3 separate regions of the Mus musculus genome follow, and all the other regions are linked to region 1. The links are chromatin loops, found by intact Hi-C in ENCODE. Cell type or tissue: heart. All regions are shown on one strand.

Evidence for each region. Peaks named below come from ENCODE experiments on the same cell type or tissue, not always from the same donor. Only the 100,000 strongest peaks of a DNase experiment are listed, where the experiment ranks them.
Region 2: it touches region 1 in a loop (14-fold over the local background); 14 of 42 quality-filtered maps call a loop at or near these places.
Region 3: it touches region 1 in a loop (8-fold over the local background); 28 of 42 quality-filtered maps call a loop at or near these places.

The regions. Positions count from the first base shown.
Region 1 is chr7:37,369,292-37,377,291 of GRCm38, reverse strand. It overlaps a transcript of Zfp536 not described here. Among named protein-coding and RNA genes, the nearest start is that of Gm30483, 45 kb to the right of the region's middle. In heart, a CTCF peak has its summit at 7,425 (motif pointing left); a DNase peak (open chromatin) is centred at 3,261; H3K27ac peaks cover 584 bases; H3K27me3 peaks cover 335 bases.
Region 2 is chr7:37,932,046-37,940,045 of GRCm38, reverse strand. No RefSeq gene overlaps it. Among named protein-coding and RNA genes, the nearest start is that of Uri1, 84 kb to the left of the region's middle. In heart, a CTCF peak has its summit at 4,957 (motif pointing right); no DNase peak of the experiment used is centred here.
Region 3 is chr7:37,766,588-37,774,587 of GRCm38, reverse strand. It overlaps Zfp536 (zinc finger protein 536), which reads left to right and starts at 4,836. Exons shown (of 6, transcript NM_172385.2): 1 at 4,836-4,992. In heart, a CTCF peak has its summit at 4,062; no DNase peak of the experiment used is centred here; H3K4me3 peaks cover 5,776 bases; H3K27ac peaks cover 2,957 bases; H3K27me3 peaks cover 4,920 bases.

The DNA of each region.
Region 1 (8,000 bases):
TCTTTTTCTTTCTGTCTGTCTCTGTCTCTCCCCCCCCGCCCCGTGTGTGTGTCTATCTTTCTGTCCCTCTCTGTGTCTTTCTCTGCCTCTGTCTCTGCCTCTGCATGTGTCTCTGTCTCTCTCTGTCTCTCTGTGTGTGTGTATGTGTGTGTGTGTCTGTCTGTCTTTCTGTCTCTGTCTTACTTTCTCTTTTTTTCCTCTCTGTCTGTCTCTGTCCCCCCCCCCAATGTGTGTGTCTATCTTTCTGTCCCTCTCTGTGTCTTTCTCTGCCTCTCTCTCTGCCTCTGCATGTGTCTCTGTCTCTCTCTGTCTCTCTCTCTGTGTGTGTCTGTCTGTCTGTCTTTCTGTCTCTGTCTTTCTTTCTCTTTTTTTCTCTCTGTCTGTCTCTGTCCCCCCCCATGTGTGTGTCTATCTTTCTGTCCCTCTCTGTGTCTTTCTCTGCCTCTGCCTCTGTCTCTGCCACTGTCTCTCTCTGCCTCTCTCTCTCTCTGTCTCTGTCTCTCTGTCTCTCTGTCTCTCTGTCTGTCTCTCTTTCTCATCTTCTCAGTACACAGCAGCCCAGGCTATCCTCCACCTCTCAGTCTTCCTGCCTCTGCTTCTCTAGTGCTGGGGATATAGCTGTGTGCCACCAGGCTGAGCACTTCATTAGGTTTTAGAAAAGCATGCTTAGTGTGCACAAGACTCTTGAGTTCAGTTGCTAGCACAAGGAAAAATAAAATAAAATAAAAGCACCACAACTCAGTTTCTAGGACCGTTTTGCTAAGTCCCTGGTTCAGGAACAGGCATTTCCTTCCCCTCACAGGTTCATAGCAGTTAATCCAGGGCCAAGAGTGCTGACCCTCAGCTGTTCCGGGGGAGGTGGGAGGTGCTGGGGCTTCCCTGACAACCACCAGGAGAAGAATCTGGCTCCCATTATGGGTCGTAGGGAGTTGTAACGTTTCCCACGAGCTGCTCGGGAAGCCTTTCATCTGAGCTCAGCTCTAACCTGGACAGTTTCCTTCACTTTCATTCCTGTGCAGCCTCTGACCTGCCCCTGTGTCTAACTCTATGTTTTTGCTATCCAGGGACTCCCTCACTTTCAGGTAGCATTGTGGGCTCAGCCTCAGGTGGGATTTGCTTCCTCTCTGGCCTGCATTCCCTGGACTCAGATAAAGGGCTGCCCCTCTAAAAGCTGCCAGCCACTGTCTTCAGAGACTTGGAGCAGCAGGCATTCCTGTGAAGAACATGGGCTACAGGAGCAGCTTTTGAGCCTGACCTGAGGTCCCAAGAAGCCTTCCTTAGATGCACTTCTCTTCTGCCCCTCCTGACCTCATTTCCTCTTTCAGCACGCACAGTGTAGACAGATCTTTGCGCTACGACATTGCTCTCCAGCTGTAACTTCCATGCCAAGTTTAAAAGTGAGATCCTTCCTAGAAACCCACGGGCGTTCTCGACCTACATAACAGCAAAGGGCCAGGGTGATGGCCCAGGAACAGAAGGTGCCAGGTTCTCCCCTCCGGCAAGAGCTGCTGGCCTTATGCAGGGATCCAATTGCAGAGGCGACATCAGCCAACAAAAATTTCAAGAAAGTATGACTCATAATTAGTCCTTTTGACATTGTTTCACATCAAAAGACATAGTCTGTGTTCTGTGTCCCTCACCCGAACATGGAAACTGCTGGAGTTTGCACGCACAAAGGGATTTGCGATTTTAAAAGCTTAATAAAGGCTGTCCACACAAAACACACACACACACACACACACACACACACACACACACACACACACACACGCCAGTTGGTTTCTTTAAAGTGGATTTAATTAGGTCAGAGAGCCTGTTACTTTGGGGGGGGGGGAGTGGCGCAGGGTGACGATCATTTAAACCATATTTTCAAGTTACCATGTTGTACTCTGCTAGACGGTGCCTCACAGATCCACACACGAGAAGCGAGAGCTAAGAGCTCCCTTGGAGCCTTAGAGCTCCTTTCTCTCAACTACTGGTTCTTCATGAAGAGAGGCCACTGTCCCTTGCCTCGGAGTTATGGGGTGGCATGGCTGGGGCATGTCATTCTGACGTTTACTAAGATTTCTGAGACCCAGGTCCACACCGAGGTCTCCACCCTTGTCAAGGAGCTACCAGCAGCTGCTGCAGACGTGGAGGGTTGGCCCCAGTCAGCCCCTGGGCCATTTTGGTAGCGATTTATAGATGGACTTTGTGAGTGAGGAGTGGGGGGGAGGGAAGGGAATCAAAGTCACAGGTGCTCCATTATAACGACTGGAACACTTACAGAGTCGGACGCTCTGTCATTTAATAAACCTAAAAACGAAAAAGCTTTTGTCTGTAAAAGGTGACCAATAGAGAAAGAGTTTGGATTATATGATATCTCATAACTTAATCATATGGCTCTTAAGAGGGGGACATACACAGCTGTGTCTCGCTAATATGCATGCAATATGTGTAAGCCGATATGCTTTAATTCGAAACTTGTTTTTAGCAGGAAGAAAAAAGCGTTTAGATGAGGAACATTAAGATTCAATATTAACCATTTTCCCCCCTTTGGGCAAAATTAGTCATCACTTGATATTTTTTAAAGCAGTATTTTATTATTATTATTTTATTTTTACTTTTTATTTTTGCTACACTGAGATGTGTCCAAAAATCTTCAAAGTTATGTGGCAGAGTGAACAGGAGACAGCAGCAGCCCGTTTTTAGCTGTCAGGGGACAATGGGTTTGGAAATATGGATTCTTTCTCTTTTAGCTCTCAAGTCTTCTGTTAAATACCCCAGACCAAGGGACAGGGCAAAGGTTAGGGTAGTTTGAAAATGGTTTCCGGTTTTGTGCTGCCTCTATTAGGCACACACGCTGGCGTTTTAATTGTTACTCTGTACTACTTTAACCTGAATTATTTAAGTATATTTGCCTTAATAATCTTACCCCCCCCCCAAAAAAAAAACCCACCAAGACAAAGGAATTGTAGATTAGAGACTTTTTATTTTCAGGGCAAAATGATACGGATAAGTGAACATCAACTGACCAGAAATTATTTGCTTCTGTCTGTTAGACACGTAATGGAGTCATTTAACTAGTCAAATTAGGAGCCGCAGAAAGCACCATGCTTCATTACTGAGTTCGAATGGGCACCATTTTACATTTACGTCAAAAATTATCTCATAGCAAATTAATGTTTTCATTGTGCCGAAAAGCTGGAGCTATGCAGTATTAGCACCACCTAGAGGCTGCTTGGAGAACTGCTGGGGAGGGAGGCAGCTCATGCCAGGGCCAGATCAGGTTATTGGCAGCCTGGATTAGGCACAGCCCGTACATGGCGAGGGAGCGAGGAGGTAGGACAGTTTTCCCGATCTCGGGGTGATGCTCTCTGCTCCAAAATATTCTCAGTCTTTGATACTCACTCAAGTCCTGTACGTAGTTCTACTTAAGATTGTAAATTATTTTGTGTGTTTGGATGTTTTGCCTGTCTGTGTGTGTATCACATGCGTGCCTTTCCATTCCAACATGCAGGGGCTCTGAAAGAGAGCAGAGAATCCCCTGTTGCTGGAGTTACAGATCATTATGAACTGCCGTGTGGGTGCTAGGAACCACACCCAGGTCCTCTGTAAAAGCAGACATGCTCTACACACTGAGCCATCTCTCCAACCCTCATGCCTGTACTTCTTATTTCTCTCATACTACACATGAGCTCTTTTTCCTTCCCAAGACTTACGCTGTATGCAGACATCAGATGTAAGCCAAAGCAGTGTTTCTAACATAAATAAGAGTCCTGTCTGCCATGGCTTTACCAAAGTGACATCATTATAACCTATCTTTTGTTAGTGTCAAAATTTTCCCTGTCTGGGAAGAGACACCATAAGATATTCTTTCCTTTAAAGCCACATAGAACCAGCTCAGCTCCCATCCAAACAGGTTAGGAAGGTTCCTGGGCACCCCAGGAGTGCTGGCTTCTGCTTAGCGTGGAGAGAAATAATTTAGAATAAAATGGCAAGCCCTTCCCAATAAAAATATTTATGAAAATGATATGAAAGCAGTCGGTGGCTCTGGGAGAGCATGGAGCATACTCTCGGAGCAGAAGCAGAGAGAAGAATCGAAGCATATAAATAGCATTGAGGACTGGAGAATATTTCTAGACAATATTGATGTCTAAAATATATGTGAATGACTGCGTAATGATCAAGGCAGACATAATTCAAAGTACAGTCGGGAGCTGGCCTCCAACTCCCAGCCTTCAATTCTCCAGCAGACATCTGTTTGCTGAGAAAACCTCCCTAACAGCTGCTCCACGGGAAGGGGACAGAGCCCAGGGCAAGATGCAGAGCTGACAGGTTCAGGAGGTTCCTAGGTGCAGAACTAACTAGTGACCCCTCTCCCACTCTCCAGGGTGCACAGAGCCATTCTGTTTGTAGATTGGGCGGAGGGAGGAAGCGGTTCTGAGAACCAGGGGAGCAAAGATCTCCCTGGGGAGTCTCGTCAGGGTGCCCAGGCTACAACATCTCCAGGGCAGGCCCATCACATCACCAGAGGCTCTGGTCTCCTCTGTCTTTATCCACCAAGCTACCTCTCTCCTGGTCTTTAAATTTTCCTCATGCACCAAGTAGGAACTGAGGATTCTTTCAGAGGGAATTGCAGGATCCCCACCACCACCACCACCACTGCAGTCCCCCTCCCCTGAGCAAAACATAGTACGAGTATGTCCAAGCAAACGACAGACATCTATGTTGATCCTAACAGTCTCGGTGTTTAACTAACTTGCAGGAGACGATCCAGAAAATGTTCTCAATTCTCTAGCTTCAGCAAAGATGCAGTCTAAGGTTTTAAAGACAAGATCTCCTTCTTTTGAAAAATAAACAGCTGTGGACCCACAGGTGAGCCAGCCAGAGCCATGTTTGTTTGCCACACTCAAGCTGGCCAGAGTCTCCTTTACTAAGTACATTATTTTAAATCTGTGCTTCAAAAGTTCAAGAATTCCACAATGACCAGGAGACCTCAGATAGGGTAATGAGAGATGAACCAGGGAGGCCAGTATCTGAGAGTCTCTCTCTCTCTCTCTCTCTCTCTCTCTGTGTGTGTGTGTGGGGGGGGGGTTCAAACAGATACAACAATATTAAAAGCAAGCTACAAGCACTGTGGTCTTCTCTTCCCCTTTAAAATGCGAGGGAGGGTGGGACTCCTTTTTAAACCTCTTCTCATGAATCTTGCCTGCCACAGTGTCTCAGAATTCATGTTATGTTTACCAAGGCCAGGCCGGAGGATCGGATAATTTATAACCATCCCTATTGGGTTTTATGTAATAACTTTGAAACTCGTATAAAGTAATGATCCACAAACTCTTTTAATGTTCATTATAAAATATGAAATATTCCTCAGAACCATCGCAATTATGTGACCAGACATAACTGTTTCACACATGAGTAAATATAGGGAGGTTTAACATAACTTTATTATCTCCGTGTCTTTCCTTCACACTGATGTGATAATGCTGTTTTAATATTTTTTTTTCTAAAGAAAAGTTAAGTAATTTTAGAATCTCTACCGAGGCCCGCTTTATTGGCTTTTGTAATAGAACTCTCAAATCTAATTGTATTTATGCACAGACTGACACTGGTAAGTGCCAGGAATGGAGGGAAATGCCCCCTGGAATGGTGTCCTCCATAATTACTATGGAGAGCAGGGTCTCTGCTGGCAAGGCCTGGGGGACTGGGGAGTCCGACCCGGAAGCAAAACTGCAGAGTATGTCCACTCTCTCCTGCATCCTTCTGCCTCTAACACTGTTTGTTGATGTTCAATAAAGGAGCAAGTGAGCCTGGATAGGATAGGGGCTCTGGACAACTTAACTTTTCCTTCCTCATCATGAGGATCCTATCTGCCTCCTGCTTCCTCTGCGCCTGGGGCTCAACCTTTTGTTTCCTGAAGAAATTTCTTTCCTCGGGATGCTACTGATTTAGTTAGAATTGGGTACCTTTGCTCTGGGGGGGGGGGGGTTGGCCTTCCTCCTCGAAAGGTTTAGGGATGGAAAATCTCCTTCAGGGAGGAAGTCTGCAGGAACCATCATTCTGGGAAACCAGTTTGTGTCTCTTCTCTGATCCGGGTTGAGTGAGCTCTTAACTGAACAGTCTCTTTCGGGCTTAGGCAAGCACCAGCCTTATACAAGTGTTTGCCAAGCCTAGCGTGCACACGAGTCTCTGGATCTTACAAAACACAGGCGCCCTCGGTAGGGCTGGGAAGAGCCCAAGCTTCCTTGGTTCACGTTGCCTTCCGAGTCCTGCCCAGGTTTGCTGTCCATAAACCTTAGCTACAGCTTCTCCTTGCTGCTCCTCCGTATGAGGTGGGAAAAGCTGAGCGAAGCCCCTCCAAGGCTCCAAGAGGACACCAGGAGCCCACCGGTGGCCTGCTGGCTGCCTTCGGCACACAGATGTGTTTCCTTTGGCCCATGCCATATTTACACTTTTGTTTTCAATTAGTTGCAAACAGCCTGAAGTGTTGTGTTCTTTAACTTATATATCCAGGTTTCTGTGTCTTCTGGGAGAAAAAAAAAAGAAAACATGGAATGCCCTGGACAGAGGAAAGAATTCACCAAGAGATGTTATCCCGAGGAGATGGCTCTCTCTTGCCTAGGCCCCTTCACACTGAAGTGTTCTGCCCAGCCTGAATCCAGCCTCAGATGGCAGTGTGCTGCCCCCCAAAGCCTCCAGTAGGCTTGGTTCCCAGAGCTCTTGTAGTGCCAGGGACCTTCAGAAGTGGCTGGTTCTCGTGGACTCCACCTTCATCAAAGGGTTAATGCATTCATGAGTTTAGAGAATTTGATGTCCTCACTGGGAAGTGATAGAAACTAGGAAGTGAAGCCAAACTGGAGGAAATGGGTCAAAGGGTCAAGAGGGTCGTGGACCCGGTCTCCTTCATTGCTCTTACCTGTAGTAGTTTTAGCAGTTTCCTCTGCCACACATGTTGGTCACACCTCTCAAGGCTAGAGCATTGGAGCCAGCCGGTCACCCACCAAGACCTCTAAAACCGAGAGCCAAAAGAATTCTTTCCTCATTAGGGTTATTTTTTTTCCCCTCAGAAATATGCTGCAATGACAGAGACTAACACAAACAAGGGACTGACAGCCAAAGGAGGTTTCCCTAAGCCCACACACACAGGTGTGCAGAGGCTGTGCCTCTGAGGCTACCTGCTATGGGCTTCTACAAAGTCCTCTGCTGGGGCAACTTTCACTCAACCCCACTCCAGGGCTCTCTCTAGTGCTTTAATTCTGCCTTCAGGCACTTTGGTCTCTCTGTGTGAGCTCTTCCTCCCGCTTGCTCTCTAGCTCCCATAAGCAGGCCACTAGAGAAGGTGAACTTCCCAGCTAATTAAAGGCCTGACAACCTTCCCTCCCTGAGGCCTTGCTTGGAATCAGCAGGCTTGGCGGGGAGGCTCCCTGCTGCCTCCTGGTGGCTGGTGAGAGCCTATCAAGAGTGTCTACGCCACTGAGACCACAAGGGTCGTGCCCTTTACCTGGGAGTGTGTACAGTTTGGACTGTCCTCAAATATGGAATGTTCATTGTGTTAGAAAAAAAAAGTATGGCCACCTTTTCCCACAGCCTCTGTCCACTTTCATTTGTACCTTATCAGTTGCTTCTGGAAACCAATGGACTGAACTGGGTTCAACGTAGGGGAGGAAAAGCCAGCTTTAGCACGGTGGTTGCTCAGGGGGGAATAGGAGGAACAAATAGAATGATGGATGCTCTGTATCACATACTTCCCCCATGGCTGTCCCTGATCTCATGGTGGGATTAAGGTGGAGCTATAGGAGCATCTTGTTTCCTGGACAATGGGTATCTTGGCATCTGCTTTAACAAGGAGAATGCCCATGTCATGGGAAGGGCACAGGGACTAAAGAGCTGACAGAAGCTCAGTTTATAGTGTCTGGGGTCTAGGAGTTCAGACCTCCAAATGAAAGCCATTGGCAGCTGCCAAAAGCAGGGCCTATTGAGCCCCAAGCTTATGCCTCTGATGCAGGTGTCTGCCC
Region 2 (8,000 bases), 560 kb before region 1:
ACAAAGTCCTCTCTAATTCCAAGAGTGAGATGTTGAAGCCTCTCACTCCTCTTCTGTCAGGAACTATGGCTGTTCTTGCGTCTCAGTATTTGATGGCATTGAGAATCCCGGTGCTTGGTACATAAATGTCTATCATTGTTAATGGATTGTTCCTCTACTAACATGTGACGGCCTTCTTTATCGCTTTTGACAAGCTCTGTGTTAAAGTCTACATTATCAGCTATACTAATAGCTGTGCCTACTTGTCTAGAGTTTCCTTAGGGCTGATTTCCACCTTTTTCAGTTTGGGGGTGTCTTCCCAGTTAGTTTTGGAGTTTGCTCATCTGCTGTGTTGGATGTGATTAGTTGTTTCCTGGCTCCTCTCTGTTCACCTGCCCCTTTCTTTCCATAGCTCTTAAGGATGAGGTGGTCTTCCTTCTCCCTTTATAGGATTCTTTTTGAGAATTTTCTGCAGTGCTGGATTGGTCGTCATGATTGCTTAATCTGTGTTTGTTTTGAAACACCCTCATTTCTCTGTTAATTTTGGAAGATAAATTTGCTGGGTATAATAATCTTGGTTGGACTAATCAAAGAAAACACATGGTGGGGCTCATGCCTCTAGCTGCATATGTAGCAGAGGATGGCCTAGTCCGTCATCAATGGGAGGAGAGGCTCTTGGTCCTGCGAAGGTTCTATGCCCCAGTATAGGGAAATGCCAGGGCCAGGAAGTGGGAGTGGGTGGGTTGGTGAGCAGGGGTAGGGGGTAGGGGATAGGGGATTTTCAGAGGGGAAACTAGGAAAGGCAATAACATTTGAAATGTAAATAAAGAAAATATCTAATAAAAATAATCTTGGTTGGCAGTTATTTGCTTTCATGTCTTGAAATATTCATTCCATGGTTTTCTATCATTTTATACCCCCACCCCATCCACTGAGGAGACAGGGTCTCTTGGATAGCCTAGAACTCAACTATGTAGACCAGGCTGGTCTTGAAATCACAGAGATCAGTTTGACTCTGCCTTTCAAATGTTGGGATCAAAGATGTGCACTGCCACACCAAGCTATCTTTATATTTATTCTATTCTCACTGATTTTTCTCCTGGCTATAGGTAATATTTTTTCTTATTCTTATAGTTAATAACTATTTAATTTCATATTAGAATATTTTGTTAATTTTTATTTTATTTGGAGATAAGTCTCTGAATTTAAAATCCTCATGCCTCCATCTGGTGATTGCTGGGATTAGAGGTATGTACCACCGTATTCAGCTAGAATTTTCTTTACTCTTTCATTTTGGAATTGCATTACAGGTAGGACTCTAAGACAGAGTTTTCATATACTCTTACTCAGTTTCAGTGTGAGTGTGTTGTCTTATATGCCAGCCTTCAGGTTAATGTGCTGTGAGGTTCATTTGTCAAGTCTGAGAAATTAGTGTGACATATCATAGTGGTGATAAATACCTGGAGTGCCCTAGGGTAACTGTTCCTTCTTAGCCCTATCCTGTCTATGGCACATTCTTATTTTCCAGGACTTTCATACTTTTGTATACTTTTAGTAATTTTATAGATTAGCTTTCATTTTTGGTTTACCAGTGAGTTCCTATGAGTATTGTGGAGTTACAACTTTGGGAAGAGTGAATGGTGATATGTCAGCATTAGCTTTCCTTACTGATATAGTCGGATCACTTACGGAAATGTCAAGGAGGGAGAGCTGATTTTTGACTGGAGTTTTCGAGGATGCAGCCCATCCTTGCTGGAAGGGCATGGGAGAGTTCTCGGCAGCAGGAGAGTACCTCTAGGACTCTCACACCTTGTGGACCAGGAAGCAGAGAGAGCTGGTCACAAGATAACCCTCCAGGTCCACCTTCCACTGATCCATTTCCCTCAGTTAGGCCCCACCCTCCTAAAACAGTGCCACCAGCTGGGGAGTGAGTGTTGGATGCCTGAGCCTGTGGGGACATTCATACTCAGCCTCAGCATACCTTTCTACACATGCCATGAGACGTTAATCCTAATGACACTTGAGCTGGCATTTCATTTGTTTCTCCCCCCCACCCCCCAGCTTATTTTGCTTGGATTTCTTCTCCTTATGCTGTGGCTCAGTGTCACCTGAGAAAGAATCACCCCATTTGCTTCCGTCCGTTGGGTATCCTGAATCTTATGCTACCTTTTGTCCCAGTATCAGTGTGGCTTTACTGAGGTTGGGATAGCAGCCTTCTCACGCTAGGTCAGGGGCTTTGGGTTGGACCTCTATGTTGAGGCCATGGCTTGGAGTTTCTCAGCTAATTTCATGACTATCTCATAGGCTATATGGCTCATATCTGGGCCCTGGTAATGGCAGGCCCACAGCACATATCCACAGAAAACTCCAGCCTGTCTTCCTTGGAGCTCAGGGAGACTGAAGCAAGTTTTCTTGTTTTGATAGTGGGAAAATATCTCCCAATGGAGTCTTTCACCAGCTCCATCTTCCCAAATGATCTTAGCTGTAACTCATTAGTTGAGCCTAAGGGCTTGTCTTCCACCTTTGTGGTTTTAAGACACGAAGTTTGTGTTTAGGGACCAAGATAAAGTTCTAACCTAATGGTAACAGTGATTTAAGTGTCTGGTATTTTTTTGTTTGTTTTTTTTTTTTTTTTTTGTTTCTTTTATCAGTTACTGGTGATTTCTAAAATTCTCTTGGCAAGTAGAGCTTTTGAGTTGAGAAAGTCTCTGTTAATATTTTACCCAGCATCCTTTTGAAGTTTTCTAACAGGAGGGCGGGTGGCACAGTGTGCTATGTTGGAGCTTTTCCTTCTATGCAGAAATTATGTTCACCCCCCCCCCCCAACCCTCACTTCTCCAATCCCACTCTCTTCCCGGGAGAGTAACAGGCTGACTCAGTGGTTTGCCTCAGTTGGCAAGGCGGGCCCAGTGAGCAGGTGAAAGGAGAAGGCGAAAGTGTTCTTTGAGACAAGCAGTGAGGAGCCAACTTTGGAGGAACACATCTTCAGTGAGATGAATCAGTAACTGCTTGAGTCAGACACTGCACCAGGTATTCGGGAGTCCTGAGATTTCAGGAGCATTGGAGCCGGAGCCAATAAACTGCCCCCTACCCAGTGATGCTGTTGTTCAAGGGTAGAGTCTGTTGTCAGCAGCATAGATTTGGGGAGACTAAGATAATCTCTTTGGATGCAAGATATTTTTGCCCACGTACACCAGGGTCTGGCAGCTTAAAGGAAGTGAGTGCAGGCCAGTGGTAGCTTGGCTGTGAGTGGCTCACCGGAGGAGCTGACTGTGAGAGTTCTACCTACCCCGAGTCAGGCTGGGTAGGCTCCATCATCTACTTGCAGTGGCAGAGGAGAAAAGTAAGTTTGATTTTCCACAGTGACTGGAAATCTTTCAAGGGGCTCTTGTTAGGCGCTTAATTGAGGTGTAGTCGAGGAGCAGCACTCAGAACCTCTTCAGGAAGGAGGAATCTGCAAATACTTGCTCGGAACTTGAATGTGTTGAAAAAATGTGAAGCCCCCTTTGGCCTGTGGCGGCTTTCTGCAAGGCCCGGCATTCTCTGCTCTGCATGCTGGTGTCTTCACACTTGTGTGTGGCTGTTGCATCTTCACGATGCTGTCAAGTGGGTCCTTGAATGAGAATAGCTTGAAGAAGTTAGAACAGTGTCGGAACTCTGCAAAAACCTGAAGAACTGGGGAAATTTTGTACGATGCTTCCTGAAAAGCAAGGTGGTTGTTATTCGGTTAACTACCTACACGAAGGAGTGCAAATCACAACAGGAGAAGCTGTGAGCATTGTTAAATTAAGTTGGTTTTAAAAGTAAAATATTTTGATAAATCACTTTCTATGTTATAATGAGATCAGCTACTTAGGGCTTGGGAATGGAAAATTCCATGATGCTTAATATGAACTTGATTAGCGAAGATCTTTTGTGCCAGTAAATCTCAGGCTCACAGAAGGACTTGGGGGTTCTGAGAGTTGTATGTGGCTAGCTTCTTGGAACAGCTGTGCTCGGCTCTTCCTCCTCCAGCCCTCCATCTTTGTGACACTCCCCGAGCCTTGTAACCTATTCAGACTGAAAGGACATATGATGTTGCAGTGTCCTGACCAGTCAGACCTGGTGAGTGGTGGAGGGAGGCAGCTGTCAGCCAGGGGACACCTTTTCAGTGGCTGTCGTGTGAGTCACTCCCCACCCAGTGTTCTCTTGCTCCGGAAATTGAAGATGGCAGCTCTCTGTCCTCAGAGTGGCAAATGCAGCTGGTTAAAAAAAATTTTTTTTTTTCCTTTTCTGTTTTTGGCAGACTTAATGCCTTTCTGCAAAGAAGATGAACTAGGATTAGAAGAAATCAGATGTGTGTACTTGGTATGCAATATTTTTGTATTACAAATAGCTACATTCTAACCCACATTAACCCCATGATATGTGAATTTTGCCAACTCCTGCTGTGTCTTTTAAATCAAATCCAGTAAATCACTGTGAATGCTCTAATTTCTAAACAAACTAGTCTTCCATAGAGGTACTTTAACACTGTACTGCAAATTAGACAACCTAAGACGGATGGACCATCTTTGTTAATTATGTAGTTTAATTGATCAAAACTACCAGATAGAATTTTATTTATAGCAGTTTTGCTTAGTATCAAATTCTATACTATTAAGGAGCTTGTGAGTCGTATGTGGGGGGAGTCATTAAGATATAAGCTGCTATTTAGCTTCTGTTAACCTTATTAAGTACCTTTTTTGGGGGGTCTAGCTTCTGTCATAATATGAAATTGCTTTTAATTGAGATGACCAACTTCCATTAGATTGTCCGACCCCCATTGTGTGGATGAACACAAAGCACTTTTCATTTTTGCTCTATTGATCGAGCAGCAATTTGTTTGAACTGCATTCAAAACCTGCTGGAGAAAGATGGGGAAGGTCTCTTTAAAGGCATGTATTTTTTTTTCCCTCTGCCCTGCCCGGCTGTTGGCTTGTAGCTAATTCTGCACGCCAGTAGGGAGCAGTGGTGAGCAGAGGCCTGGACAGAAAGCTGCCAGTCAGCAGTGATAGATTATTATTCGCTTCTGTTATAGGTGGGGTGTACAGTCGGTTACAGTAATAATTACCAGGAGTAGAGGGTTTCCTAGGCAACCATTCCCCCCCCCCCTCATTCATGCTGTTGCTGAGAGTGTCTGGAAAGCATGACATTGCTGTATTCTGAGGTCTGTTGCCCCCCTGCTGCTCCAGGTTTGAGGTTAGTTACAGCATCATAAGACGCTCTCAAGCATACAGGGCTCAGGCTGGGCTTAAAAAGCATGCTGGTGAGAGGGCCTCTCCTCCCTGGCTTCCCTGCTAAGGACCAGAGTTCTGAAAAATGCAGATTCTCCATCCTGCTTGATAACAAGGGTATGAGCTCTGAGTCCCAGAACCCTTTCATTTCCCACTATTTTGGAGACCATGGGTGATTCTATTTTAAAAGTTTCATTACATCAGGAAAGGGTGCAGAAAGCAGATCTTGCCTTAGGATTCTAGTCATATAAATCAACGGGCAGCTGTCATAGCTAATCATAGAGGTACATGTGGCTTATTCATCTTCTGAAAATGGACCCTAAAGAAGAAGGTAACTTCCTGCAGGAGCAGGCGCGGTCCTGTATATGGTAGGAAAATAATAGACGCCGCATCTGTTATCCGGGCATTATGCATGAATCACAGCATCCTACATCCGGGGCTCTCTAATCTTTCATTTTAATGAACTTACATCAAGTGCTGTGCAGTGATAAAAAGTAGCATTTGTTTGTGTCTGCTCTGAAGAAAGATAGTGATTCAGGCTTCAGTCCTGGGTGGAGATGTGAAATGTTTATCCATTTTCCAGGCAGAAGTCACAAACAGAGTCGACAGTCCAGATCTTGTTCTGTGCTAGGTGGCTCTAGGAGTGCTCGGTCCCATATACCAGACCCATTTATTATCTCAGTTTCGAGTGAGCTGTACTCTGTCCTCTTGTGCATTCGTCACGGAGCCACACTGGTGCTAGTTGCGACTACTAGGTTGCTTTGCATGTGAATTAAGAGCTTCGTATGTGCTGGAGCTGCTCAGAGGCCAGGGAGCCTCCTGCAGGAGGATGTTAAAGGAGTGGGCTCTGGCCCCTCCCACGATCTCACTGAATCAGCAGCGGATCTCCCTGGTGTGGCTGCTATGCATACCTAGCCTTCTTTCTTCTTGCCTTTCTGCTGGCCACAGAGGTTGGGAACCTATACCCTGTGTCAGAAGCAGGGAGGATCATGAGGCAGCTTGGTCCTGGTTTTCTGAGAGGCCAGAGACAACAGCTCTGGTCCCTTTCATTTCCCAGGGTGCCCGGAGGAGAGTCCTATCTCAGCCCTGACCTGGCTTCTTCTCTGTATCAGAGCACAGGACCCCTGTGCTCTTCTCCCCAGCTGCCCAAGCATGCCTGGAGCACCCACTAGGGGTATCCGGTCTTCAGTTCCATAGAACACCACCCTCCTTAGATGTAGGCTTCTGAGTTGATTCACTAAAGAATGAAATATGTGGTCTGTGTTTTTGATAGGGATACTATAAAATGGAATTGGCTAAATGAATCCATCAGGCTGGGGTCATCTGAAGTTTAGGCTCCCTTTAAATACTTTAATCATCTTTTACAAACATGTTTATAAGCTAAAGCTACGAGGCTAACACCTGCTAGCTCAAACAGTTCTATCAAGTAATTCCAGGTTTTCTTACAAACCATTAAAACAACCTAAACAGAGAGGAGAGAGTCTCTTGGAACGCAGTGGTCTGATAGACTTCGCAGTTTAGCCAAGGAAATAATTTTTGATTTTCATATTGCATATCTCCAGTATAAATTATTTGAACTGAAGGGCCTAGACAAACTAATGGTCCAGGTTAGATAATAAAGGATATCATGATTTACAGCAAATTAAGGACCTACATTGAGGTCATTATTTACTGACAGACAACTACCCCAGTAAGAAGAAGCCGGAAGTGGGTCCAGTGAGCCCTCTCTGAGCTCTGACTCAGAGTCACCCCTTTTTTCTCCATGTCGCTAGATTCTGGGGAAAGAAACAATGTCTTAATTTTTAGAACAGTCAGTTTTCTGTTGATAATAATAATGAAATTATATTTAAAAAATAAGTTTGGATGTGCCTTTGTTGTGAGCCTGCTCTTGCTTAATATTTTGTTTTGTTTTTAAATAATTAAATCATGCCAGACAACATTGTTAAAATCTTAAGGTTAAAGCATTCCTTTCCCCCCTGTCTCTAGATTACTCTGCACCCTAGACAAAGGAAATATTTAAACTGTTAAATTTGAACAAAGATGCAGTCTGCATATGACTTCTCTGAAGCCCTATAAAAATTCTTCAAAATTGCCTATTCACTCAAATTTACTGAGTGTAGCAAAAATGTCAAAGGCATAAAGTCAGAGAAGATTGAATAAAATAATGCAGAAAGACAGATTAGTCATGCACAGACCCACACAGCCTTTCAGAGCGTACAATACCACTCTTTATTACCGTTCTATCTTTACAAAGACTACGTTCAATACATGGAAGATGATACATGGCCAGCCATGTCATCTGCCTGTGATTCCAGGACTCATTTATCTGGGCCCTTTTCACAGTGACATTGATGAGAGATCGCAGTGTTTTCGGAGTATTGTTTTATTTATCATATATAATGGCTGGGGAAAAAAATAGGAATTATGTCACCGATAGCACATAAAAGAGTTGCACAGAAGGTTCTGTGACAAAGTTTGGTAAAGCCTAGGACAAGGAGGCTCCTGTCAGTGAGCGTCTCAGATTTCTCCCCTGCTGCCTGCCTCCCCCTGACCCCCTGAGTTGAACACTGCCTCCCCAAGATCTGTGTGTTGATAATGGTTGAGAAATAGACAGAAAATGTTTCATTCGGTCAAATGTCGGTTATTCCAGCGCTTGTAAAAACTCTGGCCGTTGTGGTTTTTTTGTCCAAGTGTAAGGGCCCATTTTAATTACTCCAGAGTCACCGAGCGTGATTTCTGCATTTGCGAAGGGAAGGAGACCGATTA
Region 3 (8,000 bases), 400 kb before region 1:
TGCGTTTGATGTATTGTGGTGGTGCCCGGGAGTTTAAAATCCTCTAGTCATCTTGAAGGAGAACTTAGTTCGGACAAGTTGGAACCTGCGTTACCTGAATCAGTGCTTAAGTGCCTCAGTGGCTGGGTATTTTGTATAATCGATCTCTCTTCATCCCTTCTTAACGGTGCACAGCACAGGCCTCATTCTCATTCTCTCTCTCTCTCTCTCTCTCTCTCTCTCTCTCTCTCTCTCTCTCTCTCTCTCTCTCTCTCTCCTCACTCATCTCCTTTATTTGTCAACTCTGTAGGACCTTGTCCTCCTCTCAGTACACCCAATGCCACATGACAGCCTTTCTTTAAAAGCAAGCTGCTTGTTGGTGTCTCTGCATACTTCTTTTATTATTATTGAATTCTCTCTCTCTCTCTCTCTCTCTCTCTCTCTCTCTCTCTCTCTCTCTCCATAATGACACCAGGATCATTATATAATCCCATAACAAAGAGGCTTTTGAGGCACCCGCTTTTGTCAACTCTAGGACAGAGAATTCTTAATTGCATTATTCGGCTTCCCCCCCATCTTTCCCCTCTCCATCACTGAAATGCCCACTTTGATACCTTGGCTTGTATTATTTACCCAAACGTTCGCCTGGAGGACCAGCCTTGCAAAGTTGCCTTTAAAAAAGTTATTTTGTTTCGTAATTAAGTCTCGGAGCCCACCGCGATGATTATTCTGGACCCATAAGGCAGAGAACCTGCATGACGTTTTTCTCGAAGTTTAATTACCGTATGCTAATTTCCTTGCCTACTACGTGATTAATTAAAATCATATTTTCATAATCATTTGGCACTAGTATTGTTTTAGAATTATCATGATCTCCTAAATAGTGTCTGTAAATAAAGTCGCCTCTAATGGCAGGCGCGGGAGGCGAGGCTGAGGACCTCTCGGTGTTTGTATCGCGGCGATTGGCAACATAACGGCCTTATTTACATTAAATACGCCACAAGGTTACAGCGCGGATCAACGTCATTTGATCGCTGATGACTCCCTTAAACGCCCGGGCTGTGACTGATTCTCCACGTCCCGCTGTCCACCGAGATTCACCCGGGAGTTTTTTTTTTCACCCCAGAAAAGAAACAGACTTTAAATAGTTTGAGGAGCAGGTAAGAATTACGCGTTTTCCTCTCCCCCTTTCCGCGTCTCTCTCTCTCCTCTCTCTCCGTGGCAATCGCTCTCTGCCTCTCGGCTGGATAAAAAATTCTTTAGTTAAAGGCAGGAATGCAAAGTAGTGACAAGCGAAGGGGCTGATGTATGTCTCCGTAACGAGTCTGACAATCAGAATGTAGCTCTTGGAGAATAGATAGATTTTAATAAGTGTGTTTACATGAGCTCAAGGTCAGAAGCAAGCTGCGCTGTGTTAAATGGTTTCTTAGTTGCTAGACAGAGAGAAAAAATGGACGACCACACACCATTCTTTGTAGATTATTATATCAAGGGTTCAGTCTCCGGCTCATCAAAGCTAAATGCTGAAAGACCTATCTAGTTGCTGTGAATTACGCCAGGGCGACAATGGAGAGCGTTTTTAATGGTACAATGCATTTCACCTACCAGATAGGGGGAGGCCGAGCAGGGGATGGGATGTCTGCTGGGGTTGGATGATGAGTATCAATGAACGGGGCGATTCTGAAATGAGCTTGATGAAAAGCGAGCCTGCCCTGCTCGGGCTGGGCTGAGAGCACTTGGCCGGGCTCTGGCGAGTGGGCGACTGAGGCGCGCGAGCTGGGCGCCCGTCCCCCCTCAGCCCCGGAAAATGATCAAGTCAATCATGTGGACATGTTTCATTATTCATTGAACACAATCTTTTACAACGCTCGGTTTACGTGCCCGAGTTTGCTCCCGACGCCCGCGTTTAATGTTTTAAGGTAAGGCAAACAAAGGTGGTGGGGAGGCTGGGGTTGGGGGTGGGGGCGGCGGAGTGGAGGGGCGCGCGGGTGCCAGGTGGTGGTGGTGGCGGCCCTGATCTCTGGGAGGTGGCAAAGTGAGTTTGGACACTTGGCGTGGTTCTCTCCCCCCTTCGCCTCCCCCTCCCCCCCACCAGGCGAGGCCTGTAACCCGGTTGCTTCTCACCCCATCGCGATTAAAAAATATGGTCTAATTAAATATCCGTGGTTGTGACGTTGGCGAGAGAAGCTGTCAGCGGGGGTTAAGAGGAAAAGGGGGGGGGTATGTGGAAGAAAAAAAAAAACAGGAGGAGAAAAACCGAGTAGAGGCGGCCACCCGGCATCGAATGGCGCTGGAGAACTTCGGCGGAGAGCGGGACCCGCGCCCTGGCCGCCGCCTTCCCACCGCAGCCCCAGTCCCGGGACCGTTACTTTGAAAGGGAGTCCCCAGGGTCGAGCGCTCAGCGCGCCAGTGGGATCCGGCGTCCACCCAGCCCGGCCCGCGCCTCCTGCCTGCGCTCCCGGCCTCAGCTCGCGGCCGGGGAAACTTTCCGCAGGGTCGGGGGCCGGGGGAGCCGAGAGAGAGGGGAGGCTGCGCGGCGGAAACTTCTCCAGCGACTTTACCCGTTTGCTCCAGTGCCGGGGCTGGCGGGGGGGGGGGGGTGAGGCGGTCCCCGGCTACCTTCGCCTCCCCCCTCCACCCCCGTCGCGCCATCGTACGTGGTGCGATCTGCACTCCACCTCGGAATCAGGGGGTAATTGGCAATTATTTTTTTAAAAAATCAAAGTTAGCTGATGCTTACGGGGTGCCTAACTTACGGGTGTAGAGGGCGGCCAAGACCTGCCATTTTGTGTTTGCATCGGCTTCCTGCGTCCTAAGAGCCCCGCAAGGCCCGGCCGAGGTGCCTGGGGGGCGATCCCAGGACCTCGAGACCTTAGAGGCGCCAGAATACACGTGCGTCGCCCTCAGCACCTGCCCCAGTCCGGCCCAGGTCCCGGGGGCCCGCGGGGGCCTGAGACACAGAAATAAATAAATAAGTAACAGGTTATGGAGGGAAATGAGCCGGCTAGTCCCGAGCTGGAAACGTGAGGCCAATCAGAGTGAAGGAGTGCGGCCGAGTGTGTGTGTGGAGGGGGGCGGGGGTGGGGTAACATCGAGGAGAGGGGGCCACTGGGGGGTGGTCCTGGGAAGAGCAAGATTTTTTTTTCCTGCGGGCGGGGGGGCGGGGGCTCATCCTCAGCCCAACCCAAGGCTGGAGCGAGAATGAACGTCGCTAATAAGCCTTTCTGTTTGCTTCAAGGCATTTTTATTTTAAATTTGAAGATGAATTAAGGAAAACAGTCGTAGGCGGGACTTGAGATGTATTTTAGGCAAAAATATAATAATATAAAAATAAAAATAAAAAGAGGGTTTTCTTTGAGAAGTAGAAGTGTCCAGATCTCGATGCTCCCATCTGTTGCAATTTTGCAAACAATTACAATATAGATTATCTCCACATACATGAAGGTATGAGAAGTGAGGGAAGGTGGAAATTAGCGCTGTGGAAGTTAGAGAGAGAAAAGGAGAGAGAGAGAGAGAGAGAGAGAGAGAGAGAGAGAGAGAGAGAGAGAGAGAGACCAACTCTTCGGAGAAAATTCCCCGCAAGGTTTCTCTAGGGACAGGTGGAAAGTTAAGTGGCCCCCATTTTTCACTCCCGGTTTGTGAGTCCTTCCTGTTTGTCCGCCTCTTGGTGAGCGCACACTCAAGTCCCCGAGTTCTTTCCTGGAAGGATGCAAGCCTGGAAGGCTGGGGTCGGTGCGGGCAGAAGCCAGGGGCTGGGGCCTGGGAGGAGCAGGGCGGGGTCCCGGCCTGGCGCGCGGGTGGCAGCGGTGGCCGGGTTTTGTTTGCAGGATATTGTTTTGTCTAACGGGTGCCTCGCAGGAGACGTGATTCGTCAGCCGCCTTAGTTTTCACTTGAGCGGAAAATAACGGCGGCTACGTGCGGTCCCTGCCTGCGGGGCTCGAGCGCGCTGTGCGTGTGCATCCTCTGAGGTGCGCGCGGGTGGGCGGCCCGGGGCACCGGCTTTAGGACTAGCGGGCTAGCAGGGTGAGTGCGCGCCGAGCTGGCCTTGGGTTCCTCCTGCGCTTCTCTGGGCAGTCGCCGCCGCCGCTCTGCAGTTTAGCAGAAATCCGACAGGGGCCGCGTTTGCTGAGCGCATCCGGCCGGCTGCAGCCGGAGCGGGGCCGTGGGGCCAGGCCTCTCGGTGTAGACGTTGGGAGGGGGCCGGTGGGTAGTGGTGGGGGCAGTAGACTGGGAGGGGCGCGGGAAATGATCTTGGCCGGAGCGAGCACAGCTCCCCTGTCCCTGCTGTCCCCTCGTGTCCACCGCGAGTTGGGCATCCCCGCGCGCCGGGGCCTTGGCTTTTCCCCCACGGTCCCTAGGTCTCCAGGCAGGGCTTAGGTGAACTTGGGGTGGGGTGTGCTTGCTCATATGTGTGCGTGCGTGTGTACGTGTGTGTAGAAAGGGAGCTTAGCGTGGAGACCCTGGTTTTCTTTCTCAGTTTTTAACAACTGGATTTTGACTTTGAGACCAGCTTCGCTCACTGCTTGGGCTGGGAGGGGGGCGATCTTTCCCCATCACTCACATCTTTGTTCATTGTTCACTGAGTGCAAAGCAGGCGACTTAAAGAGAGGAAAAAGGAGGGAGAGAAAGAGAGAGGCAGAAGAGGGGGAAGAAGAGAGAAAGAAGAGGGGCGTGGGGGGCACATCAGTGTCCCCTCCTGGGTCGTGTTGGAGGGTGAAATAGTAAACCCACGCACGGAGGGTCGCCAGGAAAGTGGACATTACCGCTTTAATTAACTTCGAGATGCTCCGGCGGCGGGACCTGGCGTAGCCGTGACGCGCCCCCATAAATCTGCCGGGCCGGGGCTGCTCCAAGAACTCATACAGTAGCAGCGTCAGATTCAACGCGCGCCTCCCCCGGCCGGAGTCCATTTGCATAATTGGATTTTTTTTTTTGCCTCCTTCCTCCCTGAAACTTATTTGAAAACCCAAGTGAAAACCGCGACGACCTGCACACTCAAAAGCAAGTGCCAAGTAAGTGCCCTGCGGTGCCCTCCGCGCGCCCCGAGGTGAGGGCGCAGTGCTGGGGGCGAGTGCCCGGCCGGCTCGGGGAGAGTGTGCAGCGGGCGGGAGAATTGCATCTGCTGGGCTGGATGTTCGAGGAACTTTTTGTTTTGTTTTGTTTTTTTGCTGTTTTTTTTTTTTTTTTTAAACACAACTCCCAACCCTGTCTCTCCACTTTTCCGGCGAGGTGAGGTGACTGGGCCACGCGCATAGTTGAGGCGAGCCTGAAGAGGAGATCTTGGGGACACAGTTGAGAGTTGAGCATAGGGGTTCTTTGGGAGGGTGACGGGTCTCTGTCGCCGCCGCCACCGCCACCGTCGCTGCCGCGGCTTGGAGAGCTGAGCTGCGAGTGAGCGGGGTTGGTTGCCTGTCGCGCCGCGCCGCTGATGCAGTTTGTCGCCAAATGCCTCCCCCATTATTCTAAGGTTTGTGTCTCAGGGTGTGCGTGCGCTCGCGTGTGCGCCCCTGTGTTTTGCTGGGCTTTAAAAGGAAGAAAAGCAACCAAAACAAGAGTAGGAAGGCTTCCTTTCCAGTCTGCCTTCCCCTTCAGCGTCCTCTGTTTCTATTGCTTGAAAAAAATGGAGTGAGAGCTGTTTTGCCTAAGAGAGGGTCACCACCAACAGATTGACAATTCGGTTGGAAATGCTATCAATTCTACAGCAGAGATGTAGCTGCGGGCATGGCATGCCGGCTCCACCCTGGTCAGGGAAATGGCTTCACAATTTCAAATTGTTGAAAAAAATGCATACTATGTTATTATTAGTAGTATTATTTGCAGTGAGCAGGATGGAGGGGGAAAGTAGATTGCGTTGGAGAAGACTCCAGCTGTCTTTCCCATTTCTGGGCCTGCCTGGGAACTTGGCTGTGGGCAAGGCCCACCACCCTGCATGGCAGGGGCCTGAGACTCAGCTTCCAGCTCTGGGAGTTGCGGGGGGGGGGCACCTCCCCCCATAGCCCTTTGGCCTCTACTCTAAGAGAGCCTAGGGCTTTGGCTGAAGGCTGCTTTAGCTATGATGTCATCCTGATAGCGGTGCAAATGTCTCTTGATCTCACCATTACCCGCCTGGCTGAGTTGTTGGTAATGATAGCACTCTGCCCAGCTCCCCGACAATCAGGACACGGCGCCCTAGGAATTAGCATCCCCCACCCCAACCTGACCAACAAAGAGTCAGCTTCTGAAAGCATGGCCACTGAGCCCAGGTTTTGCATTGGAGGGCCTAACATAGACACTTAATGTGGTTGTCAGACTCCTGGACTGAGGGTCCCCCGATTTCCCAAAGTTTGGAAAACTTTTGGAAGGCTTTGATGTACAGAGCATCGTTAATCTGAGGAAACTGGACTCTTGAGAGTGAACGGGTAGCAATGCTCCCATGTGGAGGATGTGGAGGACCTCAGGTCTTGTTATAGCCATTGTATGGGAAAAGGAACTATGGTGCTCAGCTCATTAGCTGTGACTTTATGTTAGAGATAGCTGCGAGTAAACCGGCTTTAGTGTTGATTTTTAAATAGTGTACGATGATTTAAGATTTCTTTTGATTTACTGTTCAAATGAAATTTGCATAAATGTGATGAAAATGAACTTAACATCTGGGCACATGAAAAAAGGTTAGTGCCTCATATGTCATCTGCAGGGAAAGTCTTTAAAAAAACGCTTTCACCCTAAACTGGGCTGGGGAAACAGTTCCTGGAGACATAAATGGTAATTATGTAAAACCTGGAGAAAAACCGCTTTCAATACATTTGCATTCTCTTGGACCAGTGCTCTGAAAACCCATTGTGTTCTATGCCTGGAGTGTTTAACTTCTGAGCAGGCTTCAGATCCTTACAACTCAGCAATTTAACTGCTGGTCAGAGCTGTCTTCACGGAAGGCTCAGGGCAGGCATGGAGCAAACTGTCATGGTGGGTTGGTCCAAGCCAGAGGCCAATAGCCTTCATTATGGGAAAAGATAGGAACTGGTCAAGACATGTGGCCCTACTGGTTGGATCTGCCCATGGGGAGCTGAAGGCAGTGCTTGGGTATGCAATGTCTGCCGAGCCTCCAAAAGCTGACCCATCAGGTTGTCTCTTCTGCCTCAGGTAAGCCAGGAAATTTCATCAGCTCAGACCCATAAAATCCGCAAGCCTTCTTCGTGAGCTCCAAACTCCATCTTACTTTTAGAGCAAGATGAGCTTGTCTCTGACATCAGGAAATCAGTTAAACAGCCTTCCCCAAGCTTGACTGCCTTTTGCTCAAAAGTTGCCTATGAATGGCACAGGTGTTTTTAAAGTGCCTTGAATGGAAAGGGGAAAAAAAGACAGCAATGATGCTTGTGAGAATATAGATGAATTTGTTTTTTTTTTTTTTAAAGAAGGGGAACATAAAAGAAGAAAGCAAACTAGATTTATTTTTCTAGTTTCAATGAGGACAATTACAGCTTTTTAAAATCTTTAGATTTAGTGTTTTTAATAAGCCTTTTAAGTAAGCTGAAATATCAGCTTGCATTTTGTTCTTAACATTATTTAAAGTGAGGCTTGATGCAAATTTAAATCATCAGTGAGTTTCCAGTAGGTCATTTTGGGGCCATGCAGAGGACAGAAATGCCCTCTCCTCAGCCTACCTGCTGGGACCAAAAGTCATGGAGTGCTGAGATCAGCTTCATGTTGTCTCCAGGTAAGGTCTTAGACTGTGTAGAAGAACATCTTCCCTTTATATCTGATACCTTCTCTCTGGTTGTAGAGGCTGCATTTTAGAGGAAAAAAAATAGAATAAAGTCTCTCATGTTGGTAAAGTGTCTGAACTATTAGTGTTGTCCCCCTCTTCCTCCTCTTCCTCTTCTTCCTCTTCCTCCCTCCTTCTTGGAGCCCACACTTGCCCTTTACAACAGCATAGCATCCCTCTTGTAGCATGGCATCCCTCCTCCAGGACTTACTATTTAAGATAAGGCTACCATAGTAGGGGGTGGGTACAGAGTCTCTCTCCAATTGGATAGGCAGACCA